Regions from separate parts of the Homo sapiens genome. Here region 1 is linked to region 2. A link is an interaction called in ENCODE POLR2A ChIA-PET data of the cell type or tissue named here. Cell type or tissue: Panc1. All regions are shown on one strand. Each heading gives the region's core, and the rest is flanking DNA. Links, peaks and the distances in the headings are about the cores only.

Region 1 (5,371 bases), core at 237-5,236, 140 kb before region 2:
GCAAATCCCTGGCCTTCAAGGCGCTTGTTCTGACTCACGCATGGTGAGGCCAAATTCTGCAATGAATTGTGCCTTGGCCAGTCTCGCACAGGGAATGCAAAATGACAGCCCTCGGCTTCTTCTGACCCGGAAATGCGTTTTGTTGGGTTCACGCATGATCTTTAGAGAAGCCAGTCTACACAGACCACATTTCTAAATGAGGCAGTTTTACAGGGGAAAAGAAAATCCCAGCTGGCCACAGCGGATGAGCCATATTCCTGCTGGTCAGCAATCAGATGGAGGCACCCTCCCCACTTTGGCACACTCTCCCATTCACCAAAGCTCCCCTTCCCCCTGCATCCCCAGATGCCAGCCACAATCACTGATCTACCTGCTGGGCCCTTCAGGCATTTGACTTGCAACCCTTGGAATACAGGTCATGGTTAAGTACAAAGGTTTAAAATCTAGGGACATTAAACACTCTTATCAAAAAAAAAAAAAAAGGTTTAAAAATCAAAGGGCCAGCCAGGCACGGTGGCTCACGCCTGTAATCCCAGCACTTTGGGAGGCCAAGGCGGGTGGATCACCTGAGGTCAGGAATTCGAGACCAGCCTGGCCAACACAGTGAAACCCTGTCTCTACTAAAAATACAAAAATTAGCCGGGCGTGGTGGCAGGCGCCTGTAACCCCAGCTACACCGGAGGCTGAGACACGAGAATCAATTGAATCCAGGAGGCGGAGGCTGCAGTAAGCCGAGATAGGCACTCCAGCCTGGGTGATGGAGGGAGACTCTGTCTCAAAAAAATAAATAAATAAAATAAAATAAAATAAATCAAAGGGCCGGGAGTGGTGGCTCACGCCTGTAAACCTAGCACTTTGGAAAGCCGAGGTAGGTGGATCCCTTGAGCCCACGAGTTCAAGAGCAGCCTGGGCAACACGGCAATAACCCTCTATATAATTAATAAATAAATAAAGATAAAACCTGACCCTAGTTCCATCCCTACTTTGACACTTCCTTAATTCATCTGAGCCTCAGTTTCCTTAACTGTAAAATGGGAATGACACACCCACATCATGGAATTAGTATGAAAATTAAATGAAGTAATTTGCATATCATGCCATGAAGTACTCAGAAAATATTAGCCACGCAAACACACCTGGCATCGAGATGGCACTTCCCATTGATGTAGGAGCATCTTTCAGCAGGATCATTACCCTCGGACACAAATGTCAACCTGACATCTTGAAAGCTCGAAAGCTTTGTCTCCTGAGAGCTAAAACGCTCTACTAAATGCCAAGGCTGGCATAATGGCAATGACTGGCTTGGGAATTACTCAGTTAATAAGTGAGTATGTGTCAAGGGGAGAGGGGCGTAAAAATTGAAATTCAGTTAGAGAAACTGAAAGGTCACATGGACTAGATGTAGGAATAGGACTGAGGAATTCTGCACCAATTATTGTCAGAGTTTCTAAGTTTCCCAAGAAGAGGACGGCTCAGCACCTGTTTTCTAAGTGCAAGTAGAGAAAAACACGTTGCCAGGTTCATAAGATGGTAGAGTGGTCACCTTATCTCCTTTTGAGGACCCATCTCTTTCCCAGTGGGGACAGCGTTGGTGGGTCCAGGTGTCCAGGATATTAGCCCTTCCCTGGCCAGAGACGTGCACATGGACTTTGCGCTATTGTCCCTGAGGAGGCTCCGGGCTGGCTCTACTCCCGAGAGTGGCCTGGACCTCCAGCCTTCCCACCAATGCAGTGGGAGCAGCTTCACACCAACAGACCACCTGCAGTCCATCCCTTTCCTGCTCAGAACCGAAGGACCCTGACCCGGGTCATGTCACAGGGGAACAGAGTCCCTAAACTTCCCAAGAAAAGCAGGCTGGAGGAAAAAAAAAAACATGTTCACTGAGCCTGGAGATCATCCCACTGCGGACGCTGAGATCACTGGGACTGAACAAGAGATAAGGCTTCATCCCGGTCAGCTTCACAGACATCATATTTTCACCATGCAGACTTCAGCTCTGGGAACCTCAGCAACCCCAATCTTAACCCCAGGACTTTGAATATTAAGCCAAGTGGCTCCGGCAGAAAGGTGCTCTGGAAACAGAAGCTACCACCACCGCCACTCACTATGGGGCACGAGAGCTCAGTTTCACATAACGACAACCACCCCAGAGAATCCTTGGGGAAAGTTCTCCCTCAAAACAAGGTGATCCCTTCCCCTCAATGATTCCCTACCAAAGCAAGAATTCCCAAGCACCCGAGAAAATCCTTCCAAACACCTGCAGAATGGCTTCTTCAAATGTCACAGAGGCCAACAGGACAGGAAGCTTGCAGGGCAGTGCAAAGCACTGGACTCCTAGATGGAGAGAAGCAAATTCCTATCTGGTCCCGAGCCTGCCTGCTGGGCAACCCTACACAATTATTTCTTTTTTTTTTTTTTTTTGTGAGACAGAGTCTCGCTCTGTCACCCAGGCTGGAGTGCAGTGGCGTGATCTTGGCTCACTGCAAGCTCTGCCTCCCAGGTTCATGCCATTTTCCTGCCTCAACCTCCCAAGTAGCTAGGACTACAGGCGCCCACCTCCACGCCCGGCTAATTTTTTGTATTTTTAGTAGAGACGGGGTTTCACTGTGTTGGCCAAAATGGTCTCGATCTCCTGACCTTGTGATCCGCCCGCCTCGGCCTCCCAAAGTGCTGGGATTACAGGCATGAGCCACAGTGCCCGGCCCACAATTCTTCACTGTGCCCCCTCTAAGCAGGGGGTCTTCCGGGCATGGTTTCCTCATCTGCCTCCAGACCTTCTTCCTAGAGGCTGCAAGTGGGGGAAATGGCAGAACAGTCATTCTCACCACCTGACAGACCTAGCAATAAAAATTCACTGTCTCTAAGTTGATGCAAATCATAGCTAACATTTTTGAGCAGCCACCCTGTCCCAAGAACCATTCTTTTTTGAGACGGAGTCTCACTCTGTCGCCCAGGCTGGAGTGCAGTGGCGCAATCTCTGCTCACTGCAAGCTCCGCCTCCCGGGTTCACGCCATTCTCCTGCCTCAGCCTCCTGAGTAGCTGGGACTACAGGCACCCGCGACCACGCCTGGCTAATTTTTTGTATTTTTAGTAGAGACGGGGTTTCACCATGTTAGCCAGGATGGTCTCGATCTCCTTACCTCATGATCCGCCCACCTCGGCTTCCCAAAATGCTGGGATCACAGGCGTGAGTGAGGCACCACACCCGGCCCCAAGAACCATTCTGAGCATTCTATCTGTGTGAGCAAAGTTCATCTTAGCCATAACCTTCTATCTTTATCATCCCCATTTACAAAAGGAAACCTAGCCACAAGGAATAACTCAGCTAGAAAGGGGGCAAGACAGAACCAGGAAATCTGGCTCTAGAAGCCAGGTGGTTTTTGTTTTTTTTTGAGACGGAGTCTCACTCTGTCACCCAGGCTGGAGTGCAGGGGCACGATCTCAGCTCCCTGCAACCTCTGCCTCCTGGTTTCCAGCGATTCCCCTGCCTCAGCCTCCTGAGTAGCTGAGATTACAGGTGCCTGCCACCACACCCAGCTAATTTTCTATTTTTAGTGGACACTGGGTTTCACCATATTGGCCAGGCTGGTCTCAAACTCCTGACCTCATGATCCGCCTCTCAAAGTGCTTGGCCTCCCAAAGTGCTGGGATTACAGGCATAAGCCACCCAGCCAGAAGCCAGGTGTTTTAAATCTCAATGACACCTTGCCTCTCAAATCATTGGGGTAAGTAAGAATGGTGGTCCAGGGGTGCTTAAAGAGGGAACTTGAAACCATGGTGCGCACTTACAGTCCCAGCTACTCGGGAGGCTGAAGCAAGAGAATCACCTGAGCCCAGGAGTTAGAGGCTATAGTGTACTATGATGGCAACTGTGAATAACCACTGCACTACACTGCAGCCTGCGCAACACAGTGAGATTCCATGTCTTAAAAAAAAAAAAAGGCCGGAGGCGTGGTGGCTCACGCCTACAATCCCACCACTTTGGGAGGCTGAGGCGAGCAGATCACTTGAGATCAGGAGTTCGAGACCAGCCTGGCCAACATGGTGAAAACCCATCTCTACTAAAAATTAAAAAATTAGCTGGGTGTGGCGGCGTATGCCCCAGCTACTCAGGAGGCTGAGGCAGGAGAATCACTTGAACCCGGGAAATGAAGGTTGCAGCGAGCCAAGGTCAAGCCACTGCACTCCAGCCTGGGCAACAGAGCAAGACTCTGTCTCAAAAAGTATTTTTTTTAATGTAAAAAAAAAAAAAATACAGCAGCCAGCATTCTAGCAGAGTAACAAATAAGAAAATACAAAGTGAGGACAAAGGCTATAAACAAAATCAGAGGGATAGAGGACGCTCTGGATGCTGGAAATGTTTAATTATCTTGATCTGGGTCAGGGCCCCATGAGTGCGAACGTGTGTTAAAGTTCATCAGACTGAACACTGTAGATCAGGTTAAAATGTACCAGAAAATAGTAAACAAACGGTGGACAGTAGAAGCCAGCCTTCTCACTGTTGGAGGAGGAGGTTACAGAGAAACCAGGGAATAAGGCTAGAATGATCCATGTGGTAATGCGAAAAGGTCAAACGAGAGAATGAACTCATGTTTAGCTGATATAGACACAGATGGATACATGTAAAAATGTTTACACAGTATGTCTATATATCCTTCCTTGTCTACTGAGAAAATCTAGAAGCAAGGTGGCTCACACCTATAATCCCAGCACTTTGGAAGGCCGAGGTGGGCAGATCACTTGAGGTCAGGAGTTCGAGACTAGCCTGGCTAACATGGCAAAACCCCATCTCTACTAAAAATTTAAAAATTAGCCAGGCATGGTGGTGCATACCTATAGTCCCAGCTACTTAGAAGGCTGGGGCAGAAGAATTGCTTGAACCTGGGAGGCAGGGGTTGCAGTTAGCTGAGAGTGCACCACTGCATTCCAGCCTAGGTGACAGAGCGAGACTCCATCTCAAAAAAAAAAAAAAAAAAAGAATCTAGAACAAAGACATTCCAGTAGCAATGAGCACACACTTGGCCAGGTGCGGTGGTTCATGCCTACAATCCCAGCACTTTGGGAGGCCGAGGTGGGAGGATCACAAGGTCAGAAGTTCCAGACCAGCCTGGCCAACATAGTGAAACCCCATCTCTACTAAAAATACAAAACTTGGCCGGGCGCGGTGGCTCGTGCCTGTAATCCCAGCACTTTGGGAGGCTGAGGCGGGTGGATCACGAGGTCAGGAGATCGAGACCATCCTGCCTAACATGGGGAAACCCTGTCTCTACTAAAAATACAAAAAATTAGCCGGGCGTGGTGGCGGGCGCCTGTAATCCCAGCTACTTGGGAGGCTGAGGCAGGAGAATGGCGTGAACCCGGGAGGCGGAG
Region 2 (5,371 bases), core at 143-5,142:
GAGCTGAGATCACGCCATTGCACTGCAGCCTGGGCAGCAAGAGTGAAACTCCATCTCCAAAAAATATATATTTTTTATTTATTTACTTTTCATTTATTTAAGAGGGGTATAACATCACATGGAATCTTTGTCCAGTGGCCTTAGCAGGAAGATTGTTTCAGAATTTGGCATGAACTATGCCCATAATTCCATGGGTCTGAGTTACCTTTCCTCACATCACTCTGGTTTTGTTCAGTTTGCTGCCGGGAGTCACTGTCCTGTTCTTTGCTTTGTATGCATAAGCGCATCTCTTGCCCAAATAGGATTCAGTTTCATCTCAGGCATAAATGCCTTCAATGTTAAGAAGAGCTGTGTACTCCCTTTGGTTCAAGAGACCCTGCTTATAGCCAGCAAAAGTGGCCTTGGGTCCAGGCCCAGTGGTTCATGCTTGTAATCTCAGCACTTTGGGAGGCCTAGGCAGGAGGATCACCCGAGGCCAGTAATTCAAGACCAGGCTGGTCAACATAGTGAGACCGTGTCTCTACAATAAAAAGAAAATAAAGCCAAGTGCAGTGGCTCACGCCTGTAATCCCAGCACTTTGGGAGGCCGAGGCGGGTGTATCACCTGAGGTCAGGAGTTTGAGACCAGCCTGACCAACATAGTGAAACCCCGTCTCTACTAAAAATACAAAATTAGCTGGGTGTGGTGTCACATGTCTGTAATCCCAGCTACTCGGGAGGCTGAGGCAGGAGACTCACTTGAACACAGGAGGCGGAGGTTGCAGTAAGCCGAGATTGTGCCATTGCACTCCAGCCTGGGTGACAGAGTGAAAGTCCGTGTCAAAAAAAAAAAAAAAGAAAAAAAAGTAAAAGGAAAAAAGGAAAAATGGCCTTAGACCACAGCCTTCCAGACATATCTGCCTTTTAGAAGTCCTGTCCTGGTTGGGCAGGGTGTCTCATGTCAGTGATCCCAGCACTTTGATAGGCCAAGGCGAGAAGATCCCTTGAGCCTAGGATTTAGAGACCAGCCTGGGTCTCTAAATATAACATAAGGAGATCCCATCTCTACAAAACACTAAAAAAAGTTAGCTAGGTGTGGTGGCATGCACCTGTGTTCTCAGCTACTGAGGAGGCTGAGGTTAGAGGATCACTTGATCCTGGGATGCTCTAGGTTACAGTGAGCTATGATCGCACCACTGCACTCCAGCCCGTGCGATGGAGTGAGACCTTGTTTCAAAAGAAAAAAAAAAAAGGCCCTGTCAAGCAGACAGGCTCCAAGATGGTAGAAAGAGAAAGGCCTTAGGGAATGATTTTTAAATTTACGGCAGCTGAGAGTCTAACTTCTTAGAGGGGGAAAATTGTGAAATACTAAAATGTGAAGGTGAAATCCCTTGCCCAAGGTCATATGTGCCTTTTAGTTGGTGACCCCAGACTCTAATCCTGGTCTCCTTGTCTGTCTGTACCTATGTGTTCTTCTGTCTTCTCTGTTCTTAGAAACAAACTTTTTCCTCCCCCCACCTACAGCATGCCTTCTGTGGTCAGAATTCTGCTTTAAAAAGCCTTTTTCCCTTATTACTTTTGCACACAACTCAGTTCTCTCCAACAAGGCCTGAACTGCCATTGTTTGCTTCAAACTTCCTTGCATCCAATCCTTCCTCTTTTCAAGATAAGGCCTGTTTTTCCCAGGGCTCTGGGGAACCACACCTAGAAGAGGCTGTTCCAGACAAGTCTAGCATTGCTTCCCTTTTTCTGATAAGGTTCCATTGTTGAGAACACTCCCTTTGTTTCTTACCTGTCTCCAAAACATTCTGGAATTTACTTCTATTTTAGTTTGCTGATGTGGCCATTACTGTTAAGTGGTGGTTAATTATCTTTGTATTCTACATTCTTTTTTTTTTTTTTTTTGAGACGAGTCTCACTCTGTTGTCCAGGCTGGAGTGCAGTGGTGCGATCTCGGCTCACTGCAACCTCTGGCTCCTGGGTTCAAGTAATGCTCCTGCCTCAGCCTCCCAAGTAGCTGGGACTACAGACGTGTGCCACCATGCCCAGCTAATGTTTTGTATTTTTAGTAGAGACGGGGTTTCACCATGTTAGCCAGGATGGTCTTGATCTCCTGACCTTGTGATCCACCCGCCTCCCAAAATGCTGGGATTACAGCCGTGACCCGCAGTGCCAGCGAGAATTCGTATTTCTAACCTAACCTAATCTAATCTAATCAAGTGATTCTGGCCCACAGATAACACTTAGAGAATCACTGGGAGCTGGGTGTTGTGATTTGTGTCTGTAATCCCAGCACTTTGGGAGGCCAAGGCAGGAGGATCCCTTGAGGCCAGAAGTTGGAGACCAGCCTGGACAACACAGCAAGACCTCATCTCTACTAAAAATTTAAAAAGTAGCCAGGCATGGTAGCATGCACCTGTAGTCTTAACTACTTGAGAGGCTGAGGCAGGACGATGGCTTGAGCCCAGGAATTTGGCTGCAGTGAGCTATAATCACACCACTGCGCTTCAGCCTGGGCAACAACAGAGGGAGACCCTGTATGTTAAAAGAAAACAAAACAAAAAAATCATTGGCTTAAACTGACATTTATATAATGTCAAACTGATTAGGCTGGGTGCAGTGGCTCACACCTTGAGCTTTGGAAGGCTGAAGCTGGCAGATTGCTTGAGCTCAGGAGTTCAGGACCAGCCTGGGCAACATGGTGAAACCCCATCATAAAAAGAAAGAAAGAAAGAAAGAAAGAAATACAAATTCTCAGCTCTTCTTCCTTCCTTTCCTTCCTTCCCTCCTTTCTTCCTTCCTTCCTCCTTCTTTCCTTTCTTCCTCCTTCCTTTCTTCCTTCCCTCCTTCCTTCTTTCTCTCTTTCCTTCCTTCCCTCCCTCCCCTCCTCTCTCTCTCTTTCTCTTTCTTCCTTCCTTCCTTCCTTCCTTCCTTCCTTCCTTCCTTTCTTTCTTTCTTTTTCTTTCTTTCTTTCTTTCCTTCTTTGCCTTCCTTCCTTCCTTCTTTCCTTCCTTCCTTCCTTCCTTTCTTCTTTTCCTTTCTTTCCTTTATTTCCTTTATTTTTCTATTGACAGGATCTTGCGCTGTCACTCAGGCTGGAGTGCAGTGGTGCAATCTCACTGCAGGTTGCTCACTGCAACCTTCTCCCCCAGGCTCAAGCAATCCTCCCACCTCAGCCTCCCGAGTAGCTGGGACTACAGGTGTGCACCACCATGCTGGCTATTTTTTGGTATTTTTAGTAGAGATGGAGTCTCATTATGTTGCCCAGGCTGGTCTTGAATTTCTGAGCTCAAGCGATCCGCCTGCCTTGTCCTCCAAAAGTGCTAGGATTACAGGTATGAGCCACCATGCCTGGCCAAAACCCCGTCTCTACAAAAAATACAAAAGTAGCCAGGTTTGGTGGTGTGCGCCAGTAGTCCCGGCTACTTAGGAGGCTGAGGTGGGAGGATAGATTGAGCCAGAGAGATCGAGGCTGCAGTGAGCCATTATCCCACCACTGTACTCCAGCCTGGGTGACACAGTGAGACGAGACTGTCTCAAAAAACAAAAACAAACAAACTGATTATATTGAAGTATCATAAAGCAAGTTATAGACATGAAGTCACCCACAAAACCTAAAAATGTCCACTTCCCAGGGGTTCAATTCTCTACTTTCTCTTGCTGTCCACATCTAATCTGTTTTGAAGTTTTTCTTGTCTAGCTTCAACATATACCCTGAACCCCCATCCTTTCTCCTACATCGTCTTAGCCCAAGCTCATATCCCCTCTCGCCTAGAATACCGCAGCCACTTCTCATCTGGTATCCTCTCCCAGTCTTGACCCAACTCCCCACACAGTCACAGGGGTTATCGTTGGAAAATGCAAGTCAGATCATATCACTCTGTTAAAAACACATCCAGTGGCTACTGCAATTAGAATAAACGGCAAACTTCTTTTATGACTGACAAGAACCTGCATGCCCAGACCCTGCCTGTCTGTCTGGCATTCTCGTTGCTTCTTGAGCCTTGTTTATCACGCTCAGGTTTACTGGCGTCTTCCTCTTTCTGCACATATCAAACTCTTGGTACTTGTAATTGTCTGGATTGTACCCCACTCCCAGCCTGAATTCTGTGCTTGACAAAAGGCTACCTTTTCTATCTACTTACCTAAAGAAAGTGAAGAAATGTCTAAGATGTGCTGGTAGGTGAAAAAGTAAGGTGGGAAGTACGTATTGCATACATGTTACCTTTTTATTTATTTATTTATTTGAGATGGAGTCTTACTCTGTTGCCCAGGCTGGAGAGCAGTGGCGTGATCTCAGCTCACCGCAACCTCTGCCTCCTGGGTTCTAGCGATTCTCCTGCCTCAGCTTCCCAAGTAGCTGGGATTACAGGCATGCACTATCATGCCTGGCTAATTTTTCTATTTTTATTTTTCATTTTTATTTCTATTTTTTTGAAACAGAGTCTCTCTCTGTCGCCCAGGCTGGAGTGCAGTGGTGCAATCTTGGCTCACTGCAACCTCTGCCTCCCGGGTTCAAGCGATTCTCATGCCTCAGCCTCCCAAGTAGCTGGGATTACAGGCACGTGCCACCACACCAGCTAATTTTTGTATTTTTAGTAGAGATGGGGTCTCGCCATATTGGCCAGACTGGTCTTGAACTCCTGACTTCAGGTAATCCACCTGCCTCAGCATCCCAAATTGCTGGGTTTACAGGCGTGAGCCACTGCACCTGGCCTAAAAATTTTGTAGAGACAAGGTCTTGCTATGTTGTCCAGGCCAGTCTCAAACTTCTAGCTTCCAATGACTCCCACCTCAGCCTCCCAAATACTGGGATTACAAGCATAAGCCACTGCACCTGGCCTCTATGTTACCATTCAGGAGATATATAGCCCTTTGCTTGTACATGATTCAACTACTTCTGAAAGCATACACAAGAAACAGTTAACTCTTGTTGTCTCTAGGGAAAGATGCTGGGTGTCTAGGGAAGAGTGGAAGAAAGATTTTTACCAGAAATCTTTTGTACCTTTTGGATTTTGAACCACATTATACCTGGTCAAAGTAAATTAACAAATAAATACCATCAAGACTAACTAGTTAAATAAGTAGTTCTGTGGTTATTCTGTGCCTGTCACAAGCTGTTTTTTTTTTTTTTTTTTTTGTAGCACTGATTACAATCTGTAATTATCTTGCTTTTGTGTATGTGTTAACTGATGTTTTGTCCCCGTCCCCGCTGGATTACAAAGTCCTGAGAAGAGAGACTGTTGCTGTTTGTGTCTCACCATTACATGCCTAAGAATTAGCACAGTGCCTGGTAAACGGCAGGATGTCAACAAATATTTCTCTGGGATTTTTTGGTTTTTGTTTTTTCTGAGACAGAGTCTCGCTCTGTCGCTCAACCTGGAGTGCAGTG

The links. Peaks named below come from ENCODE experiments on the same cell type or tissue, not always from the same donor. Only the 100,000 strongest peaks of a DNase experiment are listed, where the experiment ranks them.
Region 1: POLR2A ChIA-PET joins it to region 2 with 6 read pairs; 2 of 35 experiments call an interaction of 5 or more read pairs at or near these places.

What each region holds. Positions count from the first base shown.
Region 1 is chr20:47,336,568-47,341,938 of GRCh38, forward strand. All of the region lies in intron 2 of ZMYND8 (zinc finger MYND-type containing 8), which reads right to left. Among named protein-coding and RNA genes, the nearest start is that of ZMYND8, 17 kb to the right of the region's middle. RefSeq lists enhancers at 1-813, 2,818-3,317. In Panc1, for the core only: no CTCF peak of the experiment used is centred there; no DNase peak of the experiment used is centred there; H3K27ac peaks cover 4,952 bases.
Region 2 is chr20:47,478,117-47,483,487 of GRCh38, forward strand. It overlaps the pseudogene RPL35AP. Among named protein-coding and RNA genes, the nearest start is that of NCOA3, 21 kb to the right of the region's middle. RefSeq lists enhancers at 1,540-2,093, 2,094-2,646. In Panc1, for the core only: no CTCF peak of the experiment used is centred there; no DNase peak of the experiment used is centred there.